3 separate regions of the Homo sapiens genome follow, and regions 1 and 2 are each linked to region 3. The links are chromatin contacts, found by Hi-C in ENCODE. All regions are on one chromosome and are shown on one strand. The core of a region is the stretch at or near the end of the contact, and the rest is flanking DNA. Distances in the headings are between cores, read along the strand shown. Region 1 overlaps ADAMTSL3 (ADAMTS like 3). Region 2 overlaps ADAMTSL3 (ADAMTS like 3). Region 3 holds the start of HDGFL3 (HDGF like 3).

Region 1 (2,700 bases), core at 162-2,661, 720 kb before region 3:
ATCACTATTGCCTCTTGCTTTCCTCCTTTCTTCCCTAGCAGTGTTGAATCCTGTTAGAGAAGAAGGCTCTCCTCAGACTAGCAGGACCATTATGTAACCCAGCATGCTTCTACAAGCTGCTGGCTCTCTCCTGGAAAAAGCAAACTCCATAAATAGCAGGCACTCAGCAGTTATAGGATAGATCAGGGGGAGTAACCCCATAAAAGCAAATAAACATCCAACACCCCACCTTGGAGAGCCCAGGCTAATACATCAAATACATTTGCCTTTGGGTAAATAAAGATCCACTGGCTGTTCAACCCAATCTCAGTGGTAAGTTTCACCCTGGGGTAATATTTTACTGCTATTGCCCTTGGAGTCAGTAAATATTTGTATGGAAAATATTATGCAACACACTGTTCCTGTTATTCCTACACCACTAGTTTCTAGAACCTAAAACATTTTTGTAAACTTACCTTTATTTTGGCATCAAATCTTTGTCTCTGCTGGTTTTTTTCCAATATAACTCTCAACCTTTGAAAAGTTTATTAAATTTGCAACTTTGAAATGAGGAATAGTATTTCCTTTCACATAAAAACAGACTCTTAATTTTGCAAAGTGGCCAAGACATGTTGTCTGCTCTATTATTCCTAGCTTGGAAGCTCTGTGGGCAAGAGATTGCTGAGGAAGAGAATGTGTAAGAACTCTTGCTGAGGCACAGTGATGAGAGAAAGGGGATACAGTACACAGGCTGATGCATGAATAAACCAGTAAGCTTTCTTCAGTAAATTTAAGAAACAATTTCTAGATTTGTTGCTAAATCTTGTTCTGGTTTGGTGGGCAATGGAAGAGCACTGACTAAACTCAACCCTGCCTTGACCTCCTGGGCAGGTCAAACCAAGGCTGTCATCCTTAGAACTAAAACCCCAAGCACGTCACACTACTCAGGTATGGACATAAGGATTGTTACAAAAGGACTAGACATAATTTGAAGACATGAGTGAAAAATGCAACCTGAAAGCACTACTCAAAAATGAAAGACTGGAGCTTAGGGGACCTCGGTGATCATAAAGTCCAACACCTTTCTTCATTATTCATATTAAGAAACAGGGTCCAGAGAGCTAAGGAACTCACCTGAAATTCCTTGAGAGACGTGGAACTGAGGCTTTATCCCATGTCCCTGATCCATTTCCAATTTTCTTTTGACTTTTGAGAGTTCCTTGCTATCAAGTGTCTCAGGTAAGGATCCTATCTCACATTCTGTTGAACTTCATTTTACCAGTGAGAAGTGAGCCAATGATTACTTTTATGGGAGAGAATTAACTAATGTCATAGTAGCGAAGGTCTCTAAGAGGCAGAGGGCATAGTGTGTGCAAAGGTCCAAATGGCATGAATGAGCAGGAGTGTGGGTCATGGTGCATAATTTACTGTGGCTGCTGAGCAAGTTCCTTAGGGTGAGTCTGAGTGTGTGTGTGTGTGTGTGTCTGTCTCTGTCTCTCTGTCTCTCTCTGTCTCTCTGTGTGTGTGTGTGTCTGTCTCTGTCTCTCTGTCTCTCTCTGTCTCTCTCTGTGTGTGTGTGTGTGTGTGGTAGAGGTGACAGGAGATGTGGTTTAAGAGTTGGATCCAGGGTCACAAAGGCATTTATATGCTGTTATAGGTTGAATTGCCTTCCCACAAAAGATGTGGAAGTTATAACCCCCAGTACTTGTGACTGTGACCTTATTCGGAAATAAGTTCTTTGCAGATGATCAAGAGGAGGTCATTAGAGTAGGCCCTACTCCAATATAAGTGATGTCCTTATGAAAAGGAGAAGTGTGGACACAAAGACACAGAGAAGGAAAACAATATGAAATCACAGGGACAATGCCATTCACAAGCCAAAGAATGCCAGAGGTTACCTGCCAGGAGAAAGCCATGGAACCAAGGCTCTCTCACAGCTCTAAGAAAGAATCAACGCCGCGGACACCTTAATTTTGGACTTCTGGTCTCCAGATCTGGGAGATGATAAATTTCTGTTCTTTAAGCCACTCTGTTTCTGGTGCTTTGTTATGGCAGCCCCGGCAAAAGAAACACATGCCAAAGTAGAGAATGTGGGTTTTAATCCATAGATAAAGGAGTGTTGTTGAAGGTTTCATGCAGAGGCACACACAGTCATTTTGCAACTTAGAAAGATAAAGATCTTTCATAGTCGTGTGTGCACATGGATCAGAGCAGGAAACAGGAGAGTCAAGAGTTCATTTAGAAACTTGTGAAACAGTTCAGGTAAAACATATCTGAATTAAGGCAGTGGCAGTTACACATGATTAGGACAAATTCATCAAGTACTGAAAAGTAAATGGTCAAGAATCTCAAGTTCATATTATCAGAGAACAAAAACCATAAAAGGCCACTTTATGTGATTCCACTCAAAAAAGAAACTCAGGTTTCATGATAAAGTGGGGGAAAATGTTTGATTTAGTCTTGAAAATTTAAATTAAAAATTATAAAATCAAGTTATCTTATCTTGAACATAATTGTGGTTGTAATGCCAACTTTATGCACTAATTCTTAGAATGGCAGAGAATGAATTGTAAATTGTTTCATATTTTGGCTTTCTTTTCTGAAAAAATTATATGATGACACATTATGGCTACCTTCACTTCCAGAGCAAGAGTGGAACAGTTATTTTCACAAAAATAAAACTGAGAGTTTCATCAGTGTTCTTAGGGCCTCTCTTTTCAT
Region 2 (2,700 bases), core at 31-2,530, 780 kb before region 3:
CTGCATGCTGAAGAACTGGTGGCTTCTTTCATGGAATATGATTTTTACTTGAAAGAATGACCAATAAACTATGACAAAAAAGTCCACACTATGATTTAAAGTTGGGTATTTGGTAGATATATATATATATATTTTTTAAATGAGCTGGCCAATTCAATGACACAACTGACAGTATTTGTTGCCAATGATGAAAAAGGTTTGATGTGAAAATTAGAATTTTGGAAAACTGGTATCCACCACTGTAAGTCTGACAGCTTCCCAAAACTTAAAGACTTTTTTTTTTATGAGATACACGGTGATTTTTTTAAATGTGTATTTTTTTTACATTGCATAATGAAATGCACCAACATTTGGAAGGCCTGTATCACTCAGTGAGCCAATATTTTCCAAATGACCAATGTATGGTGTTAAAAAATCTTGTATGGGTAAAAAGTCTATTCAAAATGCAAGAAAAAAACAGCAGATTTCATTAAACAGAGTACCAACATTTCATTAATATAGTTTCAGATTGCACATTTCAACTAACCTTTGAGAAATGACCCTTTGTCTAGTTTTAGTGTAGAATTAAAGAGTATCCACAATTATCTGAAAAGATATTAAAATATTCTTTCTCTTCCAGCTAACACATTTGTATAGCACACATTTATTTTCTCCATATACTTTAACTAAAACAACATTTCACAACAGATGTGGAAAAAGAATCCAGCTGTCTTCTTTTATTATACCAGACATTAAAGAGATCTGCAAAGATGGAAAGCAATTCCACTGTTATCAGTAATTTTGGTGGCAGGGGGAGGGTTTTCAAAAAATATGTTATTTGTATGAACATGTTATAGGCCCATTATTTTTTCTAAATAGATTAATGGAGATATTTTCAATGTTTCTTGGTTTTAATTTCTAGTGAGGTAAACAGCAATAGATACAACTCACATTTACAAAAGCTCTTTAGGCTCCTCAATCATTTTTAAATTTTAAAGAGTCTAAAACCAAAAGCTCTGAGAACTGCTATGTTTTAAGGTTTATTCTACTTCTAAAATTTCATTGTACTCTTGTGTTCATAGTTCTAGCATTAAAAATTCAAAAATTAGATTTTTTCTACCTTTTTAAGATATAGCCTAATAGTTTATTATTTTAAAAAACTGAATTTTACCTAAGTTTTTTCTGATGTTTCACATACGAGGCTCAATGCACAAAGGACATGATAAAAGTAAAACTTGCATTTTGAAAGTACCTTGTGATATGCAAAACAGTTTCACATCTGCTGTGTTATTTGTGTCTCTTAACGATCTCTAAAGGCAGATAAGGTAGAGCTGGAGCTCTTACATGTGAATCAAAAGAAGGCACAATGTCTATAGTACTTTGTATACAAACAGCAAGATTTGAAGGCAATAAAGAATGCAAAAGTAAATTAGTATCTGTTATGTAAAATAAAGGAAATGTGACATTTTTACACTGGCATAGAGATCAGAATAATATGTGACTTAATACTGTGTTTTGAACATCTCAAAACACTATGATTCTTATTTTTGGATTGTATGACATTTAAAAATTGCATGATAATAGAAAACTACTTCAGATACCCAAGCTTTTGACAAGGCTACGTATTTGTGTGATACTCAAATACCACTGGTGGGTATTCAAGAGATACGGCCCTTGGTTCTGATTGGCCATGAAGTAGTCATGGGATTCTGCTTCTCAATTACCTCATCAGAAAGGTTAACCCCTGCCCTGCCAATCTCATGGGGCTGATGTGAGCTCAAATAAGATACCACATCTCCTAGACATGGAAGAGCTCTGTAAATTCTGATTTGCAGTTCCAACATAATGTAGGATTACTATTAATAAGCTTACTTTTAAAATGGCCTTATATTGATTTTATTTTTAAATGCCAAGTGCTGAGTAAAGGGGGAGTGTATATATGCTTAAACTTATTCTTGCTGGATCCAGTCATATCACACCTCTACGACAGTGATTGGGATGATATGGCGGTTGAATTTAAAAATTCCAACGTATATGTGAAAAACACATCTTAACATTTTTTAGTTTCTTTCCTAAAGAATCCTGTTGGAAACACATGCTTAGGAGAGGAATTTGAAAATATTTTCAAGAAAACTGGAATAGCCATTAAGAAGGTAGTGCAAAAATGAATACTGCATTTTTATTTTACTTACTTTACTGAGGGCTGTAACAAGGTTCCATCCTTGGTCCATGTATATGTGGCCTCACTGGGGGTAATAAGGTCACACAGTATATTGATGACCTCTGTCCTTTTTGTAATGTATACTGTATTTCCAATCCTGGAATTTATTGTTTTATTAAATGAAATTGAGGGAGGTTGGCTTTGCCTCATGAGAACAGGTCCTTTCGGCTTGAATGTCAGCTTGCCTGAGTTTTTTGCATGCGAGCTTTGGGACACACTCCCTGTTTCCCCTCTGAGCTGAGCAGCAGGAGGTGTCTCTTCCTGGATGCCCCGCCACTGCATGTGTGTTGGCTGTGCCTTGGCTAATTCGGCCACCAGCTGATATATCAGCTGGGACGCAAGATCATCGCTGACCTCTCCGGTTTCCATGAGCTGACTCATGTTTCTTATCAGCTCATCAAACTGGGCTGTATCCATGCTATATGCTCCTTGTTTAACTGCTGCTTCAAACTGCTTATTCTTCAACTCCCAGGAGTTGGTGCTTCCTGCAGAATTGCTGC
Region 3 (2,700 bases), core at 1-2,500:
ACAAGAGCAGGAGTTAAAACACACACACACCATTCTACAAGGCCAGAGAGGGGGGCGGATGGTGGGGAAAACTGTAGCTTCTGTAAAAGGGAGAGAGAACAGACACAAATGAGAACTGTCCGTGTGACAAGGTGAGGGCCACAGAAAGCAGCATTTAGGAGCTATGCCAGCTGACCCCTTAAAGGAGGTGGGTTACAGCATGATTAAAGAAGCAGCATTCGTTCATTGGACAGACTCCAAACGATTCCTTGAATTATTCTACTTACTCCTCACAAAAGAGAGTGTTAGGAAGATTCCTACTCTCAAAATGTCTTTGAAAGCAGCCAGCTAGGGAATTTAGAGTAAAATAGTGGTAAATGAACATGTTCTAGAGCTAATGAACTGTATATGTACATACATCTCCAGAAAGGGATGCTAATTTCAAAAACGTTGTCCAAAAGGTTGCCAGGATTGGAAACAAGTGACCGGCCAGTGCAAGTCCTTTTCACAAACACTGCAGGCCTAGAAAACGCACACAGAGAGAAACATAATCGCTTATGGACTTTGGACTCATGTGGATACAGGTTCGAATCCCGTCTGTGCCACTCAGCAAATGAGAAAACCTCCCATGACTCCGATTAAATAGCTCGCCCTAGGTGGGTCACACTGCATTGTTAAGGGCAGACCTGGGGCAAGAATCCAATAAGGTCGCTGACTCCGGAGCGGTGCTCTTTCCGGCAGCTTGGTGCCCAGCAGAGGGTCCCCTCGCGCCGCCGTCCCCCAGGCCTGGAGCGCCTTTGTCCCCCACTCACCAGAGAGCAGCCGCGGAAGTGGCTGGCTGGGGGTAGCCAGGAGAGGGTCGAGTCAGCGGGAGGTGGGCGTGGGAGCGGGGGGCGCGAGTGGGGAGAACCCCCAGAGTGGCACGGACGGGAGGGGAAGGGGGCGGCCGGGTGGTGATTGGCTGGGCTGCGGCAGGCAGCTCCGGGCCAAGAACAAAAGAGAGCAGGCGGCGGGCGTCCTCCGGAGTAGGCACTCCCGCCCGCCCGGCGCGGGCTTCGGTGCTGGGGGAGGACGCGCCCACCGCCCGCCCGCCAGCCGAGAAGCCGGGCTGGCGCGCTCGGTTTCTCCGCGAAAGCCGGCCGTGTACCTAGGAATTAACCGGCCCGCGCGGGAGGGAAGGGGAGGGGAGCGGGAAGCGGGAAGCGGGGCGGGGGGGGGATGCTGAGCGCGCGCGAGAACAATAATAAGATCGTGTTTGCGGTCGCTGCCCGAGAAGGAATTCGGAGCAGACGCGAGGCCCGGCGCTCGCGCCGCGCCCGGGAGCCCGGGAGGGAGACCGGCAGCGGCGGCATGAGGCAGGCGACGCGGCGCTGGTGAGCAGCGCGCGCGGCGGCGGCGGCGGCGGCGGCGGGGACCTTGGCGCGGCCGGACGCGGGCGAGCGCCGAACGGCCGGGGGCTCCCCTCCCCCGCTGCCGGGCCGTGATTTGCCGGGCCTGCTGCGCCCCCCGCCCACCCCTTGCCTCAGCCGCCGCCTCGCCGCTTCCCCTCGTCGGAGCGGCCGCTCGTCCGCCCGGCTTGAGGCCCGCGGGGAGCGCGGCGCAATTCGTCGGCCCGCGGGGGGGCGGCCTCCCGGCATCTTCGCGGCGACCAAGGACTACCAGGAAGGGGAGCGGCTGGGATGGCGCGTCCGCGGCCCCGCGAGTACAAAGCGGGCGACCTGGTCTTCGCCAAGATGAAGGGCTACCCGCACTGGCCGGCCCGGGTGAGTACCGCGGCCGCGCGCGGGCCCGCCCGCCCACCATTTTCCCCTTCATGATGGCGCGCCCGCCCCCTTTCCCCATCGCCTCAGCCCCGAGCCCGCAGCTCGCGGCCGGCTGTGGTGAGGGCTGAGGGCGGCGCGGCACGAAGAAGACCGGGCCGGGGCTGAGGCAAGGGCTCCCGGCCTCGCCCGCACTCCGCCAGGGCGGCCATCCTTCCGCCCACTTTCGAAGGCGGGTCCGGCCCCCGCAGGCCCGACGCTGCCTTCCTCCTGGAAAGCCGGTGCCGACCGGGAAGCCACGCCGCCGGGCAGCGGGCCTGCGACGGAGGCTTCGGCTCCGGGCAGGGTCATTGGTGGATACCCTGGGTCCCGGGCGAACGTCGGGGCAGGTACGGCAGCGGGGTGAGCGGCTGTCCGCGAGCCGGCGAGTGCCGGCGGGCAGTAAATCCTGGAAAGTGGTAGTGGTCATCCAGAGGCCAGCGGGAGCCTCTTGGCAGTCATTCATCCATCTCTTTGCCTTCTAGACTTGTTGAGTTTTCCCTGAGCGCGATTCCCGGTGCCCCGCCTGCCCTATCATTGTCCTGGGGTACGTGCCTCTCTGGTGCCCATCGTTCTTTTAAACCGACCTCTGATAGCCGAGAGCTTGCAGCCTACCTCTGACTGGTGGGTCCAGCAAGCTTCTTGTGCCTTTCCACCTCCATATTTGTTTTAGGTAGAATCTCAAACCTTATTCTTGGCCTCCTGCTACAGTCCACAATAGCTCTCTCTTCCTACATAACAAGGTTGTCGTTGGGCTCTTTTTCTAGAAAGCGTCTGCATGTAATACATAGCATTCACAATTTTTATTAAGCTCTTTGAGGAAGACACACAACACTGCCATGTGTGCTTTGTGTTTTAGAAGAAATCCTTTTTATTTTTATTTTTGTATGGTTGGCAGTTGATTGCTTGAAATAAGAAATCT

What was found. A loop is a pair of places that touch in the nucleus more often than their neighbours do. Pooled maps may share reads with other maps.
Region 1: a pooled map shows a loop between it and region 3 (4-fold over the local background). The contact joins the enhancer-like site here to the promoter of HDGFL3 in region 3. A Hi-C loop is called at or near these places in 9 of 37 single-sample maps with no recorded cell type and 9 of 50 pooled maps.
Region 2: a map of OCI-LY7 shows a loop between it and region 3 (6-fold over the local background). The contact joins the enhancer-like site here to the promoter of HDGFL3 in region 3. A Hi-C loop is called at or near these places in 1 of 168 maps with a recorded cell type or tissue (OCI-LY7), 1 of 37 single-sample maps with no recorded cell type and 3 of 50 pooled maps.

The regions. Positions count from the first base shown.
Region 1 is chr15:83,928,547-83,931,246 of GRCh38, reverse strand. All of the region lies in intron 17 of ADAMTSL3 (ADAMTS like 3), which reads right to left. Among named protein-coding and RNA genes, the nearest start is that of ADAMTSL3, 280 kb to the right of the region's middle. RefSeq lists an enhancer at 2,689-2,700. Within about 2 kb of position 1,411, at least 2 of the 41 ENCODE cell types and tissues checked have a DNase peak (open chromatin) inside an H3K27ac peak, as active enhancers do.
Region 2 is chr15:83,982,816-83,985,515 of GRCh38, reverse strand. It overlaps ADAMTSL3 (ADAMTS like 3), which reads right to left. Exons shown (of 30, transcript NM_207517.3): 21 at 2,172-2,700. Among named protein-coding and RNA genes, the nearest start is that of GOLGA6L4, 250 kb to the left of the region's middle. RefSeq lists a silencer at 1,604-1,793. Within about 2 kb of position 1,280, at least 2 of the 41 ENCODE cell types and tissues checked have a DNase peak (open chromatin) inside an H3K27ac peak, as active enhancers do; they include OCI-LY7, where a contact is called at or near this core.
Region 3 is chr15:83,206,373-83,209,072 of GRCh38, reverse strand. HDGFL3 (HDGF like 3) reads left to right here and starts at 1,250. Exons shown (of 6, transcript NM_016073.4): 1 at 1,250-1,742. The coding sequence starts at 1,659. RefSeq lists an enhancer at 339-952 and silencers at 813-1,152, 1,543-1,992.